2 separate regions of the Homo sapiens genome follow, and region 2 is linked to region 1. A link is an interaction called in ENCODE POLR2A ChIA-PET data of the cell type or tissue named here. Cell type or tissue: MCF 10A. All regions are shown on one strand. Links, peaks and the distances in the headings refer to the core of each region. The heading gives the core; the rest is flanking DNA.

The links. ChIA-PET counts read pairs that join two places held together with the same protein. Peaks named below come from ENCODE experiments on the same cell type or tissue, not always from the same donor. Only the 100,000 strongest peaks of a DNase experiment are listed, where the experiment ranks them.
Region 2: POLR2A ChIA-PET joins it to region 1 with 5 read pairs; 9 of 35 experiments call an interaction of 5 or more read pairs at or near these places.

The regions. Positions count from the first base shown.
Region 1 is chr1:205,350,135-205,361,232 of GRCh38, reverse strand. KLHDC8A (kelch domain containing 8A) reads left to right here and starts at 4,311. Exons shown (of 6, transcript NM_018203.3): 1 at 4,311-4,700. It also overlaps the pseudogene SNRPGP10. RefSeq lists an enhancer at 9,814-10,721. In MCF 10A, for the core only: CTCF peaks have their summits at 6,566, 6,768 (motif pointing left) and 8,681; DNase peaks (open chromatin) are centred at 5,972, 6,762 and 8,652.
Region 2 is chr1:205,288,927-205,300,024 of GRCh38, reverse strand. No RefSeq gene overlaps it. Among named protein-coding and RNA genes, the nearest start is that of NUAK2, 27 kb to the left of the region's middle. RefSeq lists enhancers at 4,527-5,380, 4,909-6,108, 8,105-8,344. In MCF 10A, for the core only: no CTCF peak of the experiment used is centred there; DNase peaks (open chromatin) are centred at 3,004 and 5,434.

The DNA of each region.
Region 1 (11,098 bases), core at 3,693-8,692:
GGTCTTCTCTGGCATCCTCTGATAGTTATGATTACTTCTTCCTCTCCACTCCCAAAGCGCAAAGAGCAGACCCATTGTGTGTCCCGTAACACATGCTTCCTTCCACTCTGCAGAGGCTAGCCTTGTGTCTTAACCCTGCCTGAGCCTGGAAGCTTCCTGAGCACCAGACCAATGTGCTCTGCCAGCTCATGCTGCGTACTCAGGAGGTGCCATTAGCTGGTTGTTAAATGAATATGTAAGACTCGATTGTCCTAAATCAGAACTACTTTCTATTTTTATTTTCACAGTGGACTTTTCTCCCTAAAGTTCTAGGATCAGTGGGACATGGGCATCACAGGCAAATTACGTGGCTTCTAAGAGACTGAATCTGAAATCTTCTAATTTAGGAGAAAGGAAGGAAATGTGAATCTTTTTCTTCTCTGAACAAGGAAATAAGAATTTGTTAAAAAAAAAAAGATTGAGCATTGACAATTACTGATTACAAAATAAAATAATATTATAGTTTTAAATAAAAACATCTCCATGTGAACAAACTTCGCTTTGTATTTTAGTATCTGTTTGAGTAGGTTTGTACTGCAAAGCGGAAAAATGAAATCTCCCAGGCACCATTTGCCAAGGGATTTGCTCCCCTTCTTTGTCTGTTCAGATTAATCCGAGAGTGGCTGAGAGCTGCCCATTTTATCTCTGGGTTGAGGCAAAAGGGAGCAGTGTTTTCCAAAATAGCCCATGAGATGGCTGGACTCCCTCAGACAGGATTTGGGGGAGGACAAAGGAACCATGTGGGCATTTTATGTAGAGTATCTGGACCGGGTGCCCTGTCATTTGGAAGGCATCTGTTCCTGCCATTTGCACATCTTCCGGTAATCCTCCATTGATCGCCACCCCGCGTTCCTTCCTGCCCACTTGTGCCGGCCCTCCCCGCAGTGCCCTCTGACGTGAGGCCCTTCTTTCACTGCTCTAATTCAATGGCTTCTAATTGGATGCTCTGCCTGGCTAATGGCTTCTACCCAACTGCAGGGCTGACATTTACTTATTTGATTTCCACCCCTCCCTCTGCTCTCTGGCCTCCTTTGTGAGCAGAGCTTAAATTAGGCAGGATTTTAGATCCAGCACCTTTTTATATTTTGGTGTGGGCCTCTTGTTTTTTGAGCTGGGAGGGGTGGCTGAGTAGAGAAGAGCCTTGGAAATATACGCTGAGCTGATCAATCCTGAACCCTGCAGATAAACCCAGCTTTGTGACTTATCTGTGTCCCAGAATCCCAGCTGCCTCTGGGCTGCTTTCTTTGTTTGCATTTTAACCTGGACCCTAGCCTGCTAATTTCGGCTGGAACAAACTTTATTCTGTCACTGAATATCAGACCAATGCCAAAAGAGTCGTTGTTTGTTTTCATCACTGGAAAGGTTCTGGGCTAAATGTTAGACCTCTTCATCTCCAGGGTTTGACATTGAGAATTGTAATGTAGGGCTACAATCATCTTAGTGATTATCTTAGTTATCACAATCTGAACTCATCCTCCTTTCTTCCCTGTCCCTAGATATAAACATTTCTGGAGGGATGAGAGCCATGATCCTGAAAGGATTTCATCTTTGAAGCCTCTTCATCACCATCTTTGCATTTGCCTCTTTTTCTTTCTTTCTTTCTTTCTTTTTTTTTTTTTTTTTTTTGAGACAGAGTCTCACTCTGTTGCCCAGGCTGGAGTGCAGTGGCGCGATCTGGGCTCACTGCAAGCTCTGCCTCCCGGGTTCACGCCATTCTCCTGCCTCAGCCTCCCAAGCAGCTGGGACTACAGGCGCCCGCCACCAAGCCCAGCTAATTTTTTTTTTGTATCTTTAGTAGAGACGGAGTTTCACTGTGTTAGCCAGGATGGTCTCGATCTCCTGACCTCGTGATCTGCCCGCCTCGGCCTCCCAAAGTGCTGGGATTACAGGCTTGAGCCACCGCGCCTGGCCACATTTGCCTCTTTTTCAGTCTTGTAATCCCAAACAAAATAGAAGAGCCATCGCCCATCCATATTTGCTTAGAATGGATATTTACAAATTGAGTTTAAATTGTTCTCGGATGTGAAATATCTTATTTATTTATTTATAGACTTCACCCCATAGAACAAACAGAGACAAACAGCAAGCTTCCCTTTGGTTTGGGACCACTTGGCAGCATGACTCCAATCTCCACTATCACCCAAGCAGTTATGGTTCAGGCAAGCTGTCAGCTTGAGGTCTGTAGTCTATCTCCAGGGATTACTTTTACTTGATTCTTAATTACATACTATTCTCCATCCTCCCAGTCCCTTCACACACACACACACATACACACACAATTCCTCTTTAATTAGGTTGTAGCAGTCTCCTCCAGGTATATCTAACTCAGTTCATCATGGGCTGTTCTGATGGACAGCAGTCTGCCCTGGCCAACACTTCATTAGGTGTGACACCTTGCAGCCAATGGTCCCCAGGCCACCTTGTTCAGGAACCAAAGTGCAGCCCAGCAGGGCATCTGGGAGACAAAGGGATAGTTGTGGTGGAGAAGTAATAGTGATGAAAAGGCTTCCAGAACAGGAGTAGGAAGCACCCTGCAGTGCAGTTCACTTTCTTATACTAGGATATGAAATTAGGAGAGGGTTAAGAAAGGCAACTCATTTACCCAGGTATTGCCTTTGCAGGTGACAGATTGATATTCAAGACTCAGGAAATAGCCAGAATAACTGAGTCTCAACAGATAGCCCATTACCTACAAAATCAATATGGCCTCTTTCTTATGCAATGCTCCTTTTCACTTTTTTTTTTTTTTTTTTTGAGACAGGGTCTTACTCTGTCACCCAGACTGGAATGCAGTGGCATGATCTCAGTTCACTGCAGCCTCGACTTCCTCAGGCTCAAATGATCCTCCCACCTCAGCCTCCCAACTACCTGGGACCACAGGTAAACACCACCATACCCGGCTAAGTTTTGTATTTCCTGTAGAGGTGGGGTTTTGCCATGTTGCCCAGACTAGTCTCAAATGATCCTCCTACCTTGGCCTCCCAAAGTGCTGGGATTATGGGCATGAGCTACTGCACCCAGCAATTCTCTATTTTACTTCTTTCTTCTAACATTCACTTTCTCTTTCCTCTCTTCCTGAAAAGATGGCTAGGGAGGAAGAAGGGAATAAATATTTCCTATGTTCTAGACACTCATGGCTGCTTTACCTGGTGATATAAACCTATATTTTAAAAAGTTGAGGTATAAATTACACACAATAAAACCCACAGTTTGATGGTTTTTGACAAATGTATACACCCTTATAACCACCACTCCATCAGTTATAACGACATGATTCATCCTCACACTTAATCCATGAGAGATTGGTGTCACTGGCTCCATTTTATAGCTGAGGAAAGGGAGGATCAGAAAGATTAACAACAATAGCCATAACAATGGCAAATACTATGAGCCAGGTACTGTTCTAAGCACGTTACACATATTACCTCATTTAATCCTCTCTACAACCCCATTGGTCCCATTTTACAGACGAAGAAACTTGCCAAAGGTCACACAGCTAAAGAGTTAGAGCAGGATTTCTGGTGCTCAGATTACCTTATTTCCCTTACAGTACCTCCAGAGAATTTTTTTTAAGTTCCCTCATTAGATTTTCTTTTATCCCAGAGAGAAAAATCTCCCCAAACAAAACTAAAGGCCATCGGAAGGAAAGCCATATCGATGCTAGCCCCCACTCCATCCCCGGCTTTCTTTAAACTACGGGCAGTCAGATTTAACATCATGGATAGAAAGGTTGGTCTTGAAGAAAAGCCTTGTTTTGCTACCCATTAAACAGTGGGCTTTTCATCTAAGAAAGTCCTTCAAGCCTTCTGCCCAAGTAAAGTGATCAAATTCCCCTGAGGTTCAGCTTGACCTGGTAAAACACGTTGCTTTGTGGAACGAGTTTCGCTTTGCCAGCGGTGCTGAGCATTTCCTTGGGAATCTCGCACCCACGCTGGACCACACTGATGCCTCCTCTGTGCATAGAAAGGCAAAGGTATGGGGTGGCTGTTTGGGACCTTCATATAAAAAGGTCAACCCACTTCTCTGCCTTTTACCCACAGCCCCACCCCTGAGGAGGGAAAAATCTGCAATTGTTGGATTAGGGCTGAGGTGCACATTTGCCCTTTGCATAACTGGCAGCGTTGCAAAGGACAGCCCCTTTCTCTCTTCCCTCCATTCTCTCCCATCTGGCAGAGGAGTCCGGCTCCCTAAATCTTCTTTTTGTTGGTTAGTTTCCATGGCAGTTATTGTCTGTGTGTGTGAGCGTGTCCGCCCCCTCACCCGCTCTCCTCGCAGAGCGGGCCTTTGCAGCTGAGACTGGGTGGAGGGAGAGGCGCGGAGACACTGGGGCTCTGACGAGCTGGCTGAGGCCCTCTCAGTAGGGGGGTCACGCCTCCTGGAACTCAGGGACCCCAAGTTTCTGTGCATTCAGGGCGGGGCTGGCCCCATGCCCTGTGCATAGGGGCCTGGCTGCATCCCAGTCGATCAGCCAGAGGCAGCAGCAGTGGACTCATCAATTGTGGAGGAAGCCCTGGGGACCCTGGGGACCTTGCCGACTCTATTCCCAGCCAGCTCCTAGGACAAGCCTCAGAGCCAACACCCGCTCGACCCTCTCCCGGCCCCTCCCCTTCTTTGTCTTTTGCAGATGATCGCCGGGTGTCGATCCTTTTCCCTCCAGTCAGGTAAGTTTTATTTCAATCCATCTATGCAGAGTGATGCCTTGGCATTCTGAGGGCCTGCTGGTGGGGAGACAGGCAGTGGTGTCTGTGAGAGGAGGGCTGCCCAGGTAGACAGGCTGGCATGGGGGTCAGGAGGGACAAGGGTCTCCAAGGGCCTTTTCTCCTCAGCTGGGCCTCTCTAGCTTTGAAGTTAAAGGTTCCTTCCCATCTGGTTTTAACCCAGCTAATTAACTCCAAAGATTGCTGTCCAGGGCACAGACTGACCAACATACAGCCAACCTCCAGAACTTCTGGCTTCTGATCCGAATTCAGCTCAACTTTATGGAATATCAAACAGAAAACCAAATATTGCATATTCTCACTTACAAACGTGGGAGGTAAACCCTGGATGCAGATGGACATCAAGATGGGAACAATAGACACTGGGAACTCAAAAAGGAGGGAGGGGGGGAGGGGGACAAGGGCTGAGAAACTTCCTATTAGGTTACTGTGTTCACTATACAGGTGACGGGATCAATAGAAACCCAAACCACAGCAACACGAAATACACCCTTGTGACAAACCTGCGCACATGCCCCTGGGTCTAAAATTAAGATTTTTAAAACTTATGGACTACCTACTATGTACATACACATTGCTGTGCTTGGCTCCGAAGGGAAAGTGCTTTGACAGCAATGGCACATAACATGGTTCCTGCCTTCCGATGCTTACCATCTGGTAAGAAAGAATATCTACATAGACAGGTATGGGGATTCCGGGGCCAGGCAAGCTAGATGTCACATCCCTGTTCTGGCTGTGTGACCTTGGGCAAGTCATTTAACCTCTCTAAGTCTAAGTTTTCACCTTTGTACAATGACAATAATAATAGTACCTACTTTATAGGCTAAATTATACACACACACAACTCACACACACACCAAACTCTGATCAGTTCATGACGCATATTGAGCACCATATACTTGTTAAAGATGATTATTATTGTTATTATTGACTTTTTATGAGGTTCAAATTATACAAAATATGTAAAGAATGTAGTGTGGTGTTTAGAATAATGAGTGGTGGTTATTATCATGCTAACATAGTTATAGATGAAGTTCTATAGAAACGGGAAAAATGACTCTTGCCTGCAGGGATCATGCAAGGCGTGGAGGAGGCGGCATTCAGGCCAAGCCCTGAAGGATGAATAGAATGTCAACAAGCAGGAAGGAGCATGTGAAGCAGAAAGCACAAAGCCAAGTATGGAGGCAGGAAATGAAAGGCCTATTGGGCATCAGGCAATAGAGTGGTTTGGCTGGAGCCCAGGCATTAAGCCTGGCTGAGAGGCTGGACTGGACTTTGGGCTCCCAGCATCTTGAGGACAAGGGCCAAGATTAGGGTGTGACACTGTGAACACTGGAATAACCAGCCTAGCACCAGGATGAGGGGGAGTGATACACTTTATAGAGAGCCAGGCTCAGAGCCTGAGACCAGCGTTTGGGTCCTGGCTGAGCTTCAGATTGAACTGGGTGCTCTGAGGCTAATTGCTTCACCTCTCTGAGTTTGTTTTGTCACCTATGAAATCAGCAGGTAAAATACCAAGTGCAATTCTTCAGGAGAAAGGAGAATTTGTGCGTCATCTTCATGACCCTGGGAAATATCCAAAGGAATCAATCATTTAACAAAGAGACTTACGTAAATTATCAAGTGCAATGCCTGACTCATTATAGTAGTTGAATGAATGATCTCTCCCATCATGATTAATTGCCTTATTCATCCATTCATTCATTCATTCCCTCATTCATTCAGTAAATATTCCTTGGGTCCCCATTGAATGCCAGGCATTAGTTTTGGTGATGGGAAAGAGTGATGAATGCACCTGCCTTGAGACACTTATAAGCAACTGAGGAAACTGGCAACCCGAGGACTTCTGGGTGCTCCCACCCTACCCCCAGCAGCTTCCATCCCACTGGCCATCTTCCAATTTCTCTCAAGGATTACTGCTTACAGATATTTATTTTTAGCAGATTTTAGGCTCCCAAGACATCTCCCATATAGGTCTTGAGAACATCTCCTGTCTGCCCTCTGCTGGTGAGGGATTGTAAGCGCTTTGCAATAAACAGCTCAATATTCATTACACATCAATACCAAGCATTGCTGCTGTCCATCACCCCTGAGATGAACTGAAGTGCCTTAATATTTAAAGAGGAATGAATTTGTAATTAGTACCTAAAGTTACATCAGAGTCATTCAAGAGGTTTTCTATTTAAATGCAAATTTAATCTTTCCAAAGAAAGCTAAAAGGTGATGAAAATAGATAGCAAAGGTTGAGGAAAGAGGCAAGAAAAGGGAGATGGCGCTGATGTGGAGCTGTCACTATTGTTGGCTTGTCTGTGGCCCATGCTCAGGACCAGGCTCTGAGGTGGAGCGAGCTGAGGTGGGGCCTGGATCCCTAAAGCCTAAGTCCCAATTGCCCTGCCTGTTCATGGGGGTAGCCCAAACCAGCAGCCATTTGAGTGGGTCCTCGCTGGGCTGCTGGTGGTCATCTTAGAATCATGGTGGCCTGAAGAGGATATGGGCTGTGGGGTTAGGCAGATCTGAGTTTGAATCCAGCATCCTGTTCTGCCTAACTCTAATAGCTTTGGTGAGTTTCCTAATCTCTCCCATTCCTTCCTTATGTAAATAGACCTCTTAGTGCTTGTTTCTCTCAAGGTTGTTGTAGAGATTATGTGATAAACAGAGTAAATGTCCCTGGTATACAACAAGGGCCCTCAAAATGTTTGTTTCCTTTTATTGCCACTAGATATTGCCGTGTCAACTTAACATTGCCACGGTGGTGTGAAGCACGTTGTCAAGAATAAGGTGGCAAGCTGGGAGTGGTGCGTGTCTATAGTCCCAGCTACTCAGGAGACTGAGGCGGGAGGATTGATTGGGCCCGGGAGGCTGCAGTGAGCCACGATGGTGCCACTGCACTCCAGCCTGGGTGACAGAGTGAGACCTTGTATCACACAAACAAGAAAACAAAAAATAAAAAGAATAAGGTGGCATTCCCCTTGTTCCCTTAAAACAGCCTAAGGTGCAGGGGAGGGCACAAGCATTTTCTGTAAAGGGCCAGATAGTAAACATTTTATGCTTTGCGGGCCATGCGCTCTCTGTTGCAACTACTCCATTCTGCTGTTGTAGTGGGAAAGCCGCCATAGACAACACGTAAATGAGTGAGTGTGGCTGTGTTCCAATATAACTTTATTTATAGATGCTGAAATGTGAATTTCATATCACTTTCATGTATCCCAAAATATTTTTCTTTTGATTTTTTTTCCCCAATCATTTAAAAATGTAAAAATTGTTCTTAGATTTCAGGCCATACAGAAACAGGCAGCAGGCCAGGGTTGGCCCTCAGGCATAGCTTGCTGACCCCTGCACTGAGGTACAACCTGTGATTTAGGGAGGATTTTTATCAAGGAATCTCTCAGAACATAATTCCCAAGACTGGGACCAAAGCAGGGAGATGGCATCCAAGGAAGAAAATAGTCCTTTCTGGGCCAGGACTAGAGAGGAACAAAGGACACACTGGATCCCTAGTGGTGGTTCCTCGTGGGGGGCAGCTGTTAGGTCTGGGTGTGAATAAAATTGTCCCTCTGTTTCTTGCCTAGTGATGTGCAGGGATGGACTGGCAGCTCCTGGGTGCTAAGCAGGCAGCCACATTCTCCTGGCGACAGGCTACAGGAGGATGCTCAAGGGCCAAGGCCCTGCCACTCCCTCCTTCACTGGGAGAGAAATGCAGGCTTCCTGGGGCTCCTTAGAGATCCTCAGGTACACACCCACCTGCCCCAGGAGTGCCGAGTGATGAGGACAGGCAGATCCTTTGATTCACCCAAAGCTTGGCCTGGTTCTCACCTTTCCAGACTCTCATGGCTTCTTAGACACACATATACACAACACACTCGCAGCCAGCTCATCACGCGTCCCCGCCCTCTCCCGTCTCCAGCACAGAGAGCACAGGTCAGCACGCCAGATGGCAACCTTGCTGCTGCAGCAGATTGCCGTCTCCCTAGGGAGCGGGGGTGAAAGCAAAGCACTGGATGATGCCTGGGCTCCAGTCCCCACCCCCTCCTCTCCAGTGTGCCTCTGTCTGGTCCTTTCTCTGGGAACAAGGGGTGTGTGTATGTGTGTGTGTGTGTGTAATGTAAAGTGCCAGAGGAGAAGGGGAGAGGTGAGGAGAGAGCAAAAGCCACTCCCTACCTCTGTACAGGTCCTGCCCCAGTGACCTGGCACCTCCTTCCATCTGGAGAGTGAGCGGGACCTCCCTCTCTGGCACCCAGGGAGGCTGGTGGGCTCTTAGAAGTGAGTAGAGGCATGGGATGGACAACAAGGCTGCCTCAAGGCCTGCTGGGAGAAGCAAAGAGGCCTGGGACCTTTCAGGGTGACTGCTGTCACTTCCCGGCTCTCTGGAGGGCCCGGGCTGAGTGTCATGCCAGCCTAAACAGCCTAAACTGTGAACCTCATCATCCTCTTCCCAGCCCCATAAAGGGCCCACAGCCTTGGATCCCCCTGGATGTCAGAGTCAGACAAAATTTGGAGTTAGGAGGGAGGCAAGGAAGGAGAGGCAGGCCATGAGAAAACCTCCTTTTTTTTTTTTTGAGACGGAGTTTCGCCCTTGTTGCCCAGGCTGGAGTGCAATGGCACCATCTCAGCTCACCGCAACCTCCACCTCCCAGGTTCAAGTGATTCTCCTGCCTCAGCCTCCCAAGTAGCTGGGATTACAGGCATGCGCCACCATCCCTGGCTAATTTTTGTATTTTTAGTAGAGACGGGGTTTCTCCATGTTGATCAGGCTGGTCTCAAACTCCCGACCTCAGGTGATCCGCCCGCCTCAGCCTCCCAAAGTGATAGGATTACAGGCATGAGCCACTACGCCCAGCCAAGAAAGCCTCCTCTTTTTTTTTTTTTTTTTTTTGACTATTACAGAAGTTTATTTAACAAAAAGTCTAATATGAAAATGTACATGACCTAATTTTTACATCATAGTAAAACAGGACCTATGGAGAGAGAGCATGGGTTTCTCTGCTGACCAGCCATTATTTATACTCATTCCAAGGCTTCTAACATGATGATACTATTTCCTCATATTACCACCATTCCAATATTGTTCTGTTGTCCACTAGTCGCCATTTCCACACATTCATCTATCACAAGGTTCATAAAGGGATCAAATCCCCGCAATATTCCTTGGACATGTCTGCCACCATTTAATTTCAATGATAACTTCTTGTCCATAAATTTTTTCAGCTCGGGAGGGTGAGCTTTGCTCATGGTGTATACTCCGCGGGCTCACAGATCGAAAGCCTGCTCTTAAAGTGAGCAGTGATGATCAAATAAAAGCCCAATATATGCTATGTACCAGGTGAGGAATCTCTATGTGGAAACAAGAGGAATCTTCGGGGAGTGGACCCTTCTCTCCTGGGTGGGGATGAGACAACAAATGAGCTTTTGTCTTCCAAATAAGGCAGTTTTCCTAGGAAGAGGGACTCCGGTGAGGGTGAGCAGGCCAGCCTTTTGTTTAGCCTTCTGTTTCTAGCAGGCCCTCTACCTCTAGGCCTGCAGAGCCCCATGGGGCTGGACTGTGGGTCTGTGGCCCTGCTCATTTAGAGCCTGCCAGAAGGAGAGCCAGCTCCCAGTGCCTCAGCACACACACACACATGCACACACACATGCGTGCGCGCACACACATGCATGCACACACACACATGCACACACAGGCACGCACGCCATCATGATAGGCAGGCTGGCCCATCTGCCAATCAATCTTCCTTGCTGATTTCCCAGCTGGAAGCAGCAGGGCTGGTGTGTAAATCATTCAGAGCCGTCTCTCAGCTCTGCCAGGACGTGGAGCTCTTTTTAATTAAGAAGAATGGAGGATGCTGCTGACTTTGGAAGGGGCAATATTAACTTACTAATGGGCATTTAAAGAGCCGTGTCTGAGTGGTCTGCTGCAGCCTTCCCCAGCCTATAGCCTTTTCTCCTCTGCAGAGCTGCCCTCATAAAGGCTCTGCTGTCCTCTACTTGAGAAGGGGTGAAGATTAGGCCCCCTAAGGGCCCCAGCCTGGTGACCTGGGACAAATGGGCACGTTTTCACTTTTAGAGAAAGAGCCATGTCGGGATGACCTGAGCTCTTGCATCCTCTGCCACCCTTGCATACTCTCCTGGCAGCAGGCACCCCAGAAAGGTCAGAACCCAACAGGAAGCAGGTGGGTGCCCAAGGTCTATAGGGAGCCAGCCCATTCGCCACAGCTGCAGCTGTCACAAGGCACCCCCTTGTCCTGGGCTGATTGGAGAGAAAGGAGGGTGGTGGTAGCAAGAGAGGGTAGCCAGGGGAAGCCCTGATAAAGTCTTCACTGGTGACTGGACCTGGGGTAGCTGGCAGC
Region 2 (11,098 bases), core at 2,664-7,663, 60 kb after region 1:
TGGCATGGTGTTTGGAGAATTGGATAAAAGAATGTAAGTGAAGGAACTATAAATTTATATGCCAGGTTTATTTATAAATATTTATTATATGAGCATCCATTATATGCCAGGTTCTTTTGCAGGCACAAGGAATATGCCAATTTCCCAAGTGCCCTTTCCTAGTCTCCACAAGCCCCAAGAGAAAGCTAAGAAAGAAGAGAGTGAGGCCAGGCGTGGTGGCTCATGCCTGTAATCCCAGCACTTTGGGAGGCCAAGGTGGATGGATCACCTGAGGTCAGGAGTTCGAGACCAGCCTGGCCAACATGGTGAAACCTCGTCTCTACTAAAAATACAAAAAAAATTAGCCAGGCATGGTGGAGCATGTTTGTAGTCCCAGCTGCTTGGGAGCCTGAGGCAGGAGAATTGCTTGAACCCGGGAGGCAGAGGTTGCAGTGAGCCTAGACTGCGCCACTGCACTCCAGCCTGGGTGACAGCAAGACTCAGTCTCAAAAAAAAAAAAAAAAAAAAAAAGAGAGAGAGAGAGAGAGTGAGTGGGAGAAGCAGAAGAGTGTTTTTTTGTTTGTTTGTTTTTTTGAGACAGAGTCTCGCTCTGTCACCCAGGCTGGAGTGCAGTGGTGTGATCTCGGCTCACTGCAAGCTCCGCCTCCCGGGCTCACGCAATTCTCCTGCCTCAGCCTCCCAAGTAGCTGGGACTACAGGCGCCCACCACCACGCCCGGCTAATTTTTTGTATTTTTAGTAGAGACGGGGTTTCACCATGTTAGCCAGGATGATCTCGATATCCTGACCTCATGATCCGCCTGCCTCTGCCTCCCAAAGTGCTGGGATTACAGGCATGAGCCACTGCGCCCGGCGAGAAGCTGAAGGGTGAGGGACAGGACTAGAATTGGAGGGGATGGAGGAGAGGAGGACACAGTGGAGGGAAAGCCTGTACCTAAGGGACGCGCAGGGTGTGGAATGGGGAGGGAGGGAGAGGACACAGCCCTTTCCATCAGTGCTATCTCAGCAGGGGCTGGGGGAGGTGGACTTTCAGGAAAGGAGAGTCCTAACATCTGTGTCCTAACATAACCATTCGGTCCTAACATCTGTGTCCTCCTGCATCTGCTTATGTAACCTCTTCTAAGCCAGGTGGAGGGAAGGGTGGGCAAGGTGAGGGGGTGGATGTGGGGGAAGCCTTCTGGGGAAAGAAAATCTGAGCTGGAAGAGAATGTCTATTTTCTTGGTTCCAAAGAGACCTAGATGAGGGACTGTGGATCCCACCCTGCACAGCCCTTCCCCTCACCTGCCTGGATGCTTCATATCAAAAACATTCCAGAAACCAGGCTCACAGCGATGACGTGGGCCCCCAAGGGAGAAGGCTGAAGCTGCAGGAATATTTAGTGCCACATCAGTGCTTCCGGAATGTGAAGAACCCAGATGATGACGAGGGTTGGGGGAGGTGGGGAAGCAGCTTTGAGAGACAGCAAAGGGCCTTCTGCAACCAGGACCATGAAATCCTGGTAGGAATCCTCTCCCCATCCTCAGCCCTTTCCCGGGGCAAGTCCAGGCAGTCCTCTGTGTAGAGGGAGGGAAACTGCAGCAGCATGTTAGTACCCACCATCAAGATGACCCCTTCACCTCTCCCCCTGCTCCATCCCATCAGCTGCCTTGGGCCCTCCTTGGGCAGATAAAGTGAGAGGGGAGACAGTGATCCAGAGCACTGTTGGGAAGCAACAGTCCTCTGCAAAGCACAGTGCCCACACTCCAGTAGAGCTTCTAGAGGCGGACTTCAGCTCTGCGAGTCAGAATCTGAAGCCCGCTGACTGATAGCCCACACATGTCTTGAGGACAAGGATGGACCCAGGACAAAGGAAGAGTCCTGGGTCTTAGCTGAAGAGTCTGGGCACTTTTAAAGTAGGGGAAGGGGAGTGGGTGGGAATCACATAATAGATGACACGGTTGATCTTCTGGAAAAGAGAATAGATGTACAGGCCATGGCTCAGAGAGCAGGACCAGGACAAGGACCAGGACCAGGACCAGTGAGTGGGGGCTACTGAGACACTAGATTCAGCTTGATAAGGCAACCACCTACATAGGACATTCATGCAGGCCGGGCGCAGTGACTCATGCCTGTAATCTCAGCACTTTGGGAGGCTGAGGCAGGTGGGTCACTTGAGGTCAGGTGTTCGAGACCAGCCTGGCCAACATGATGAAACCCAGTCTCTACTAAAATTACAAAAATTAGCCAGGTGTGGTGGCGTGTGCCTGTAATCCCAGCTATGCAGGAGGCTGAGGCAAGAGAGTCACTTGAAACCAGGATGTGGAGATTGCAGTGAGCCAAGATCACACCACTGCACTCCAGCCATGGGGACAGAGCAAGACTCTGTTTCAAAAAAAAAAAAAAAAAAGTATGATGTTCATTCAGTCATTCAGTCATTCATTCAGTATTTACTGAGTGCCAACAGTGTATACTGTTCCAGGCTCTGGAGATACATCTGTGAACAAAACTGAGATTTTTGTCTTATGGGGCATCCATTCTAGTGGAGAAAGACAAGTATAGTAAATAAGTAAATGATATAGTATATTAAAAGGCCATGGCCAGGCACAGTGGCTCAAGCCTATAGTCCCAGCATTCTGGGAGGTCAAGGCAGGCAGGTCACTTGAGTCCAGGAGTTCCAGACCAGCCTGGGCAACATGGCCAAACCCTGTCTCTACAAAAAAATGCAAAAGTTAGACGGGTGTGGTGGTTCACATCTGTAGTCTCAGCTACTCGGGAGGATGAGGTGGGAGGATTGCTTGAGCCTGGGAGGTCAAGGCTGCAGTAAGCCAAGATTGTACCACTGTACTCCAGCCTGGGCAAGAGAGTGAGAACCTATCTCTAAAAAGAAAGAAAGAAGAAAAATTAGTCAGGAATGGTAGCACACACCTGTAGTACCAGCTACTTGGGAGGTGGAGGTGGGAAGATTGCTTGAGCCCGGGAGGCAGAGGTTGCAGTGAGCAGAGATTGCACCACTGTATTCCAGTCTGGGCAACAAAGTGAGACGCTGTCTCATAAGTAAATAAATAAATAGACCTGGCATGGTGGCTCATGCCTGTAATCCCAGCACTTTGGGAGGCAGAGAAAGGCAGGATCACCTGAGGTCAGGAGTTCGAGACCAGCCTGGCCAACATGGTGACACCCTGTCTCTACTAAAAATACAAATATTAGCTGGGCATGGTGGCAGGCGCCCGTAATCCCAGCTACTCAGGAGGCCGAGGCAGGAGAGTAGCTTGAACCCGGGAGGCAGAGGTTGCAGTGAGCCAAGATAGTGCCACTGCACTCCAGCCTGAGCGATAGAGCAAGACTCCATATCAAAAAATAAATAAATAGTCATGATAAGAATTAGGAAAATACTAATAATAAGGATGGGGTATGGGGATGGAGAGGAGACAGGATTGAAATTTTAAATAAGGGTGATCAGAGAAGGCCTTCCTGAGAAGGTGGCATTTGAATAAAAACCTGGTGGCAGGGGTTGGGGGTGGAGCTAGCTATGTGGCTATCTGGGGGAACAGTGTTCAGGGTGGAGGGAACAACCATTGCAAAGGCCTCAAGGCAAGAGCAGGTTGCAAGTTCTAGAACAGCCATTGATGCTGGAGCAGAGTGCATGAGAGAGTAGCAGAAGACGTGTCAGGAGAGGTAACAAGGGTGGGGAAGGTAGATTACACAGGGCCTTGTGAACCATTACATGGGCTGTGGCTTTTATTCAGAATGAAATTGCCAACCACCAGGAAGTTCTGAGCAAAGGAATGACATTTTTTTTTTTTGAGATAGAATTAAAAAAAATTCTTCTGCTTGTTGAGACTAGCCATGGGAGGGTCGACATTGTCCAATTCTGGAAAGAGGTAATGGGGCTTGGACTGGAGTCAGTAGTAAAGAAATGACAAGTTGTCAGATTTCTGACATATTCTGAAGCTAGAGCCAACAGGCTTTCCTGATGGATTAGATGTAGGGTATGAAAGAAAGAGAGAAACCAAGAATCACTCCATGGTCTCTGGCCTGAGAAACTTGGAGGGTAGAGTGTCCATTAGCTGGGTCGGGGAAGACTTGCAGATGGAGGAGGTGTGAGGTGAAGTCAGAGGCACTTAGGCCTCCAGGCAAAGATAAGTGGTATGAGGAGCCTGGAGTTTGAGAGATTTGGGTTGGAGATAGAGATGTGGGGGTTGTTGCTAGAAGGAATTTCTGCTTCAGGTGAAAAATCCCGCCAGATGATACCTGAAGAAGTCCCTTCTGGCTGTAAAGATCCTAGGATTGTATTGACTAGGAAAGCAGTTCTTTCCAAAGCTTCTCTGATATGATTATGTGGGGAGGTGGGCAGTGCTGCAATGAGGAGGCATATTTGGCCTGGTGGGGACTGGCTTTCTCCATCCGATAAAAAGTCTTTTTTTTTTTTGACACAGGATCTCACTCTGTGGCCCAGGCTGGAGTACAATGGTGCAATCTCAGCTTACTGCAGCCTCGACCTCCTGAGCACAAGCGATCCTCCACCTCAGCGCCCCCCTGCTCCTCCAGTAGCTGGGACTACAGGTGCATGCCACCACACCCAGCTAATTTTTTTGTATTTTTAGTAGAGACGGGTTTTGCCATGTTGGCCAGGCTGGTCTCGAACTCCTCACCTCAAGAGATCCACCTGCCTCAGCCTCCTAAAGTGCTGGGATCACAGGCTTGAGCCACTGGGCCTGGCCAAAGTCTTTCACAGATTTTTATAAGAATGTTAGAAACGTCACCCTTGGACCAGGGCTCTGCCTCTGACATTGGCACCTGCAGAGGGGTTGTGAGTCGCTTTATACAGCAGAGGCCCCAGGTTGGGAGAAGGATTCCCAGTCAATCCTCTTTCTGTGTTTCAGAACTTCCTACTTCAGATCCCTGAAGGAGCCTGGAAGCGGATCACAGCCCAGGGAGGGCACGGGAATCTCTGCATTTTCACAAGCACGGCAAGTGGCTCTGATCACACTAAAGTTCCAGAATTTACTCAAGGTGAGGGCCTGAACCTACCTTAACCTGGAAGATTTTTACTCTGCCAGGCATGCAGCTTCCCTCTGGGATGAAAATCTTTCTCTCTTTCTCATTCTGCCTCTTTTTGGCTCTGAAATCCTCTCCTCACCATCTCTTTGCAAAGGAATTCCCCATCCTTTTCAGTTGTCTTTTCCTTTCTCTTTCCAGCCTCCAACCCCCTCCCTGAGCTAATCCCACCATCTCAGTTTCACCCTTTCCCCTCTCTAGGGGCAGTTGGGTCAAGCTGGGGGATGAGTCATCCTAGGTGGGGGAGGGGATTTCAGGTCCATAAATGGGCAAAAACTCAGATTTCAGGTTTCCATGTCTAGGAAAAGGCCAGTCTGTCCCCTCTATCTCTCCACCCTCAAAGGAATTCCCCAGGGAAGAGGAGGCTGGCTTTGACCGGATGGAATCCTAGAAATAGCAGAGCTTTTTAGGAGATACGTTTCAGTCTGACTCAGCTTCCCTGATAAACAGACAGTGCCGGCCAGGAATTTCCCAGCCCAAGAGGCCAAAACCCCCACTTCCCAGTGGAAGTGTTCAGCTCTGCCTTTGGTGTTCTGGGCCCAGCCAGCACCCCTGCCTCCATCCTCCTCACCATTCTCTTCCTGTGATCAGAATTCGAGCTCTGAGCTGCATTAACCTGAGCTCTGGCCTGTGAGGGCACCCAGCCATTGCAGCAGAACTCACCACATGTCCCGCCTGGAAGCTAGGGTCAAGGTGCAATGACCTTTCAAAGTTCCCCCAGCTAGATTCTGAATCACCTCTTTATGAGCCCTGGCAGCAATCACCCATCGCCTTTGTTGTGTCCATCAGGAGGGTCCTTGGTAAGTGGCAACTTCATACTCACAGCAGGCTAGTTACTGGCAGGGATCCCTTCTCTGCTAAGGGACCCCTGGCTTGCCCTGTCTCCCAGTCCAATGTGCAGTCCTCTGTGAATCCAAGAGCCATTGGTGAGGCCAGGTGGGGCCTGGGGAGAGCCTGGCCTGCCAACAGGGCCTCACATGGTGGCCGGGCTCACCTGAAGACCTGTTTGCCAAAGTGAGCAGCCTCACTTTGCTGCTCAGAAACCTTGCTTATCAACAGGCTAGGAGGCTCAGGAGCAGACTCACTGAGCTCTAGGAGAGGAATGGATTCAGCCAACATGCCAATTCATTCATTTCTAATGAATAACAAAACCCCTGTCAAACCAACCAGATACTTGGGTTTGCTGATGAGCACATTCACTGCCTGTGGCAGTTTCACACAAGGGTATTCGGAAGTTCAGTGGGAAGTCTCCTTGAAGAGCATGGAAGCTGGGCTAGGAGAGCTGGTTGAATTGGTCTTCATGGTGGTGCCAACCTCTTTGTCAAGATACATCTGGTAACGCCGTTCAGGACACCCTGCCCCAGCGCAGCTTTTGGGAGCGCCTCCCCACGCACGTACACATCGGACATCACAAAGACAGCCTTGCTGGGCTAGCACATTCTTCCCACAGAGTGCATTGCAATGACTTAGAGAGTCACTTTCACAGTCAGCTCACACCCATCACATTACTGCAAGGATTAAATGAGACAACACATGAACATGCTTTTTAAGCAATACATCACTGGAGAAAACCTAAGGAGTGAGAACAGGTACTCAATAAATGTTTAATAAAGGGCCTCCACCCGCTTTCCTGGCCCCAGCCCCTTATAAAGGGGAACTTGATAGTTAAATCAAGTGAAAACCCATTCCCTAATAAACACATCAACATTTATTAAGACCTTACTATTGTTCTAGGTGCCATGGAAAATACAGAAGCAATTGAGGCACGTCCCCTCCTTCAAGGAATTTACTTATAATAAAGTTGGGGCCATAAACTAACACCTACAGGATGGATGTTAACAGCACAGAGGTGGCTGGGCACTGTGGCTCACGCCTATAATCCTAGCACTTTGGGAGGCCAAGGCGGGCGGATCACCTGAGGTCGAGAGTTCGAGACCAGCCTGACCAACACGGAGAAACCCCGTCTCTACTAAAAATACAAAATTAGCCAGGCACATGCCTGTAATCCCAGCTACTCGAGAGGCTGAGGCAGGAGAATTGCTTGAACCCGGGAGGCAGAGGTTGAGGTAAGCCGAGATCGCACCATTGCCCTCCACCCTAGGCAACATGAGCAAAAACTCCATCTCAAAAAGAAAAAAAAAAAAAACAGCACAGAGGTGAGTGTGCCAAGGGTGTGTGTAGTAAGACGCCCCAGTTCCACTGGAGCTGGTTGTCATGGGACTGCTTGTGTTGACGTGGCTACACTGAAAACTGGCTGTTTTCGGTCCCCACTCTTGCGTCACTGGATTGGTCAGTCAAGGAATAAGCCCCCCAGCTGTGGGGCTCTGCACGCCTGGGCCCAGGGGCAGAGTTAGTAGAGCAGATATTTGAGAGCCCAAGTCATTCCTCATAAGCAATGTTAGCCTTGCTGTCCCAGCCCTTGCTGGAAATGCCCACGAGGGTCAGAATGGGCAGACAGACTGGGCGTGGTGGCTCACACCTGTAATCCCAGCACTTAGGGAGGCAGAGGCGGAAGGTAGCTTGAGCCCAGGAGTTCAAAACCTGCCTGGTCAATATCTCAAGACCCCATTCTCCACAAAAAGGGGGAAAAAAAAGAATAGGCAGACAGATGCCAGGTAGGGGTGAGGAGTGGAGTTGGTCAACTCCCTCCCTCGCCAGTCATGGTTGGGGGTGGGGTGGGCAGCACACGGCTGGCTCCTTGACCCTGGCCTCCCACCAGGCTCACCCATTCTGTCTTTCCGCCTAGCAGGGTTGACTTTCTTTAGATGCCTCTTTAAGGCTCCAGGAACACAGAACTGCAGTTCTGTCCTTCACAGCTAAGTCAGCTTGGTCCACCTCACAACTGAGTCCCATACCCAGGCCTTTTGGGGCAGTCTCTCTAGCCCCAAGATTCCCCACATCTGCACCACTCATCTCAGAAAAAAGAACAGCTTGGAATTACATTAAATTATGTGTGTGGTGTCACATCATCCCCCATCCCAAATTAACTTGCGGGGCAAAGGAGTAGATACCGATCACCACTGAAGTCTCTGGCATTGTGCTAGAGCACTGGTTCTCCAAGTGTGGTCCAGGAACCCCTGGGGGAACCCCTGGGGGCTCCCCAAATCTTTTCAGAAGGTACACACAGTCAGAAGTGGGGTTTGTTGTTGGTGGTGGTGGTGTTATGAGACAGGGTCTCGCTCTGTCACCCAGGCTGGAGTGCCGTGGTGTGATCATGGCTCACTGCAGCCTTGACTTCCTGGGCTCAGGTGAGACCACAGGCACGTGCCACCACCCCTGGCTAATTTTTTGTACTTTTTGTAGAGACAGGGCCTTACTATGTTGCCCTCGAGGCTGGTCTCGAACTCCTGGACTCAAGTGATCCACCCAACCTGGCCTCCCAAAGTGCTGGATTATAGGCCTAGAACTGTTTTACTAATAATAAGGAAACATCATTTGCCTTTTTCACTCTCATTCTCTCATGAGTGTACAGTGGAGTTTTCCAGAGATTCACGGTGTGTGATATTACAACATACCAAATGCAGCAGTTGGAGGTATAAGAATCTACCTCTGCACAATTGTGTGAATATATTTATTTATTTTTTTGAGGCAGAGTTTCACTCTGTCGCCCAGGCTGGAGTGCAGTGGCGCAATCATGGTTCACTGCAGCCTTGACCTTCTGGTCTCAATTGATGAATATATTTAACACTATTGAACTATATGCTTAAAAATGGTTAAGATGGGCTGGGCACGGTGGCTCACGCCTGTAATCCCAGCACTTTGGGAGGCTGAGGCGGGTGGATCACGAGATCAGCAGATTGAGACCATCCTGGCTAACACGGTGAAACGCTGTCTCTACTAAAAATACAAAAAATTAGCCGCTCGTGGTGGTGGGCACCTATAGTCCCAGCTACTCGAGAGGTTGAGGCAGGAGAATCGCTTGAACCCAGGAGGCAGAGCTTGCAGTGAGCTGAGATCGCACCACTGCACTCCAGCCTGGGCGACAGAGTGAGACTCAGTCTCAAAAAAAAAAAAAAATGGTTAAGATGGTAATTTTATGTTATGTTTTTTAACATAATTTAAAATTGAAAAATCAAAAAATATTTGTAAAATAATGTAGAACAATGCCACTCTCCTCAATAATTTTTTTTGTTTTGAAAAATTATTTTTTGTACATATGTACATAATGAGATATTACTGTTATCTTAATTCCTGCTTTTTTTTCTTTTTTTGAGACTTACTCTGTCACCCAGGCTGGAGTGCAGTGTCGTGATCTCGGCTCACTGCAACCTCCGCCTCCCAGGTTCAAGTGATTCTCCTGCCTCAGCCTCCTGAGTAGCTGGGATTACAGGCATGTGCCACCATGCCCGGCTAATTTTTGTATTCTTCTTTTTTTTTTTTGAGATGGAGTTTTGCTCTTGTTGCCCAGCCTGGAGTGCCATGGTGAGATCTTGGCTCACCGCAACCTCCACCTCCCGGCTTCAAGCGATTCTCCTGCCTCAGCCTCCCAAGTAGCTGGGATTACAGGCGCCTGCCACCATGCCTGGGTAATTTTTGTATTTTTAGTAGAGACGGGGGTTTCTCCATGTTGGCCAGGCTGGTCTGGAACTCCCGACCTCAAGTGATCCACCCGCCTTGGCCTCCCAAAGTGCTGGGATTACAGGTTTGAACCACCGCGCCTGGCCTTAATTACTACTTTTAAAATGTCTGTTTGCCTTTCTAATATGGTAAATACCAGTAGCTATCATTCACCCACATCAACAAAGCTTCTTTGGGTGTCCTCAATAATTTCTAACAGTGTAAAGAGATCCTGAGATCAAAATGGTTGAGAACTGCTGCTTTCATGCGAAGGAATACAAGGTTGGGTGCAGCGACTCACGCCTGTAATCCCAGCACTCTGGGAGGATGAGGCGGGTGGATCACTTGAGGCCAGGAGTTCAAGACCACCCTGGGCTATATGGCGAAACCCCATCTCTACTAAAAATGCAAAAATTAGCTGAGCATGGTGGTATGTGCCTGTAATCCCAGCTATCTGGGAGGCTGAGGTGGGAGGATCCCTTGAGCCTAGGAGGTTGAGGCTGCAGTGAGTTGAGATCACACCACTGCTCTCTAGCCTGGGTGACACAGTAAGACTGTCTCCAAACAAAAAGAGAAGGAATACAGCAGGCAGGGGGTTGCCAGATAAAAGAAAGGATGTCCAGTTACATTTGAATTTCCGATAAACAATGAATTTTTTTTTAGTATAATATTACACAGGACATGCTTAACTAAAAAGTTATTCATTTTTTTTTTTGTTTTTTTTTTTTTTGAGACGGAGTCTTGCTCTTTTGCCCAGGCTGGAGTACAGTGGTACAGTCTCGGCTCACTACAACCTCCGTCTCCTGGGTTCAAGCAATTCTCCTGCCTCAGCCTACTGAGTAGCTGGGATTACAGGCGCACGCCACCACACGCGGCTAATTTTTGTATTTTTAGTAGAGATAGGGTTTCACCATGTTGATCAGGCTGGTCTCGAACTCCTGACCTCATGATCCGCCCACCTCAGCCTCCCAAAGTGCTGGGATTACAGGCATAAGCCACTGCCCCTGGCCTTCTATTCATTGTTTATCTGAAATTCAAATTTAAATGGGTGTTCTGTGTTCTGTATTTTTACTTGCAAAATATGGCAACCCTAATAGCAGGAGAGATTTGGGTTAGTCAACAGGATGAACTTGGATCAGATATTGGGATTCTGACCCAGGGAAGGATGGAGAATCCCCTATTCTGGACAGCTTTAAAAAAGGAGAATGTGGGCCAAGTGTGGTGGCTCATGCCTGTAATCCCAGCACTTTGGGAGGCCAAGGCAGGCGGATCACCTGAGGTCAGGAGTTCAAGACCAGCCTGACCAACATGGAGAAACCCCGTCTCTACTAAAAATACAAAATTAGCCGGGTGTCGTGGTGTATGCCTGTAATCCCAGCTACTTGGGAGGCTGAGGTAGGAGAATCGCTTGAACCCAGAGGGCGGAGGTTGCGGTGAGCTGAGATCACACCATTGCACTCCAGCGTGGGCAACAAGAGCAAAACTCTGTCTGGAAAAAAAAAAA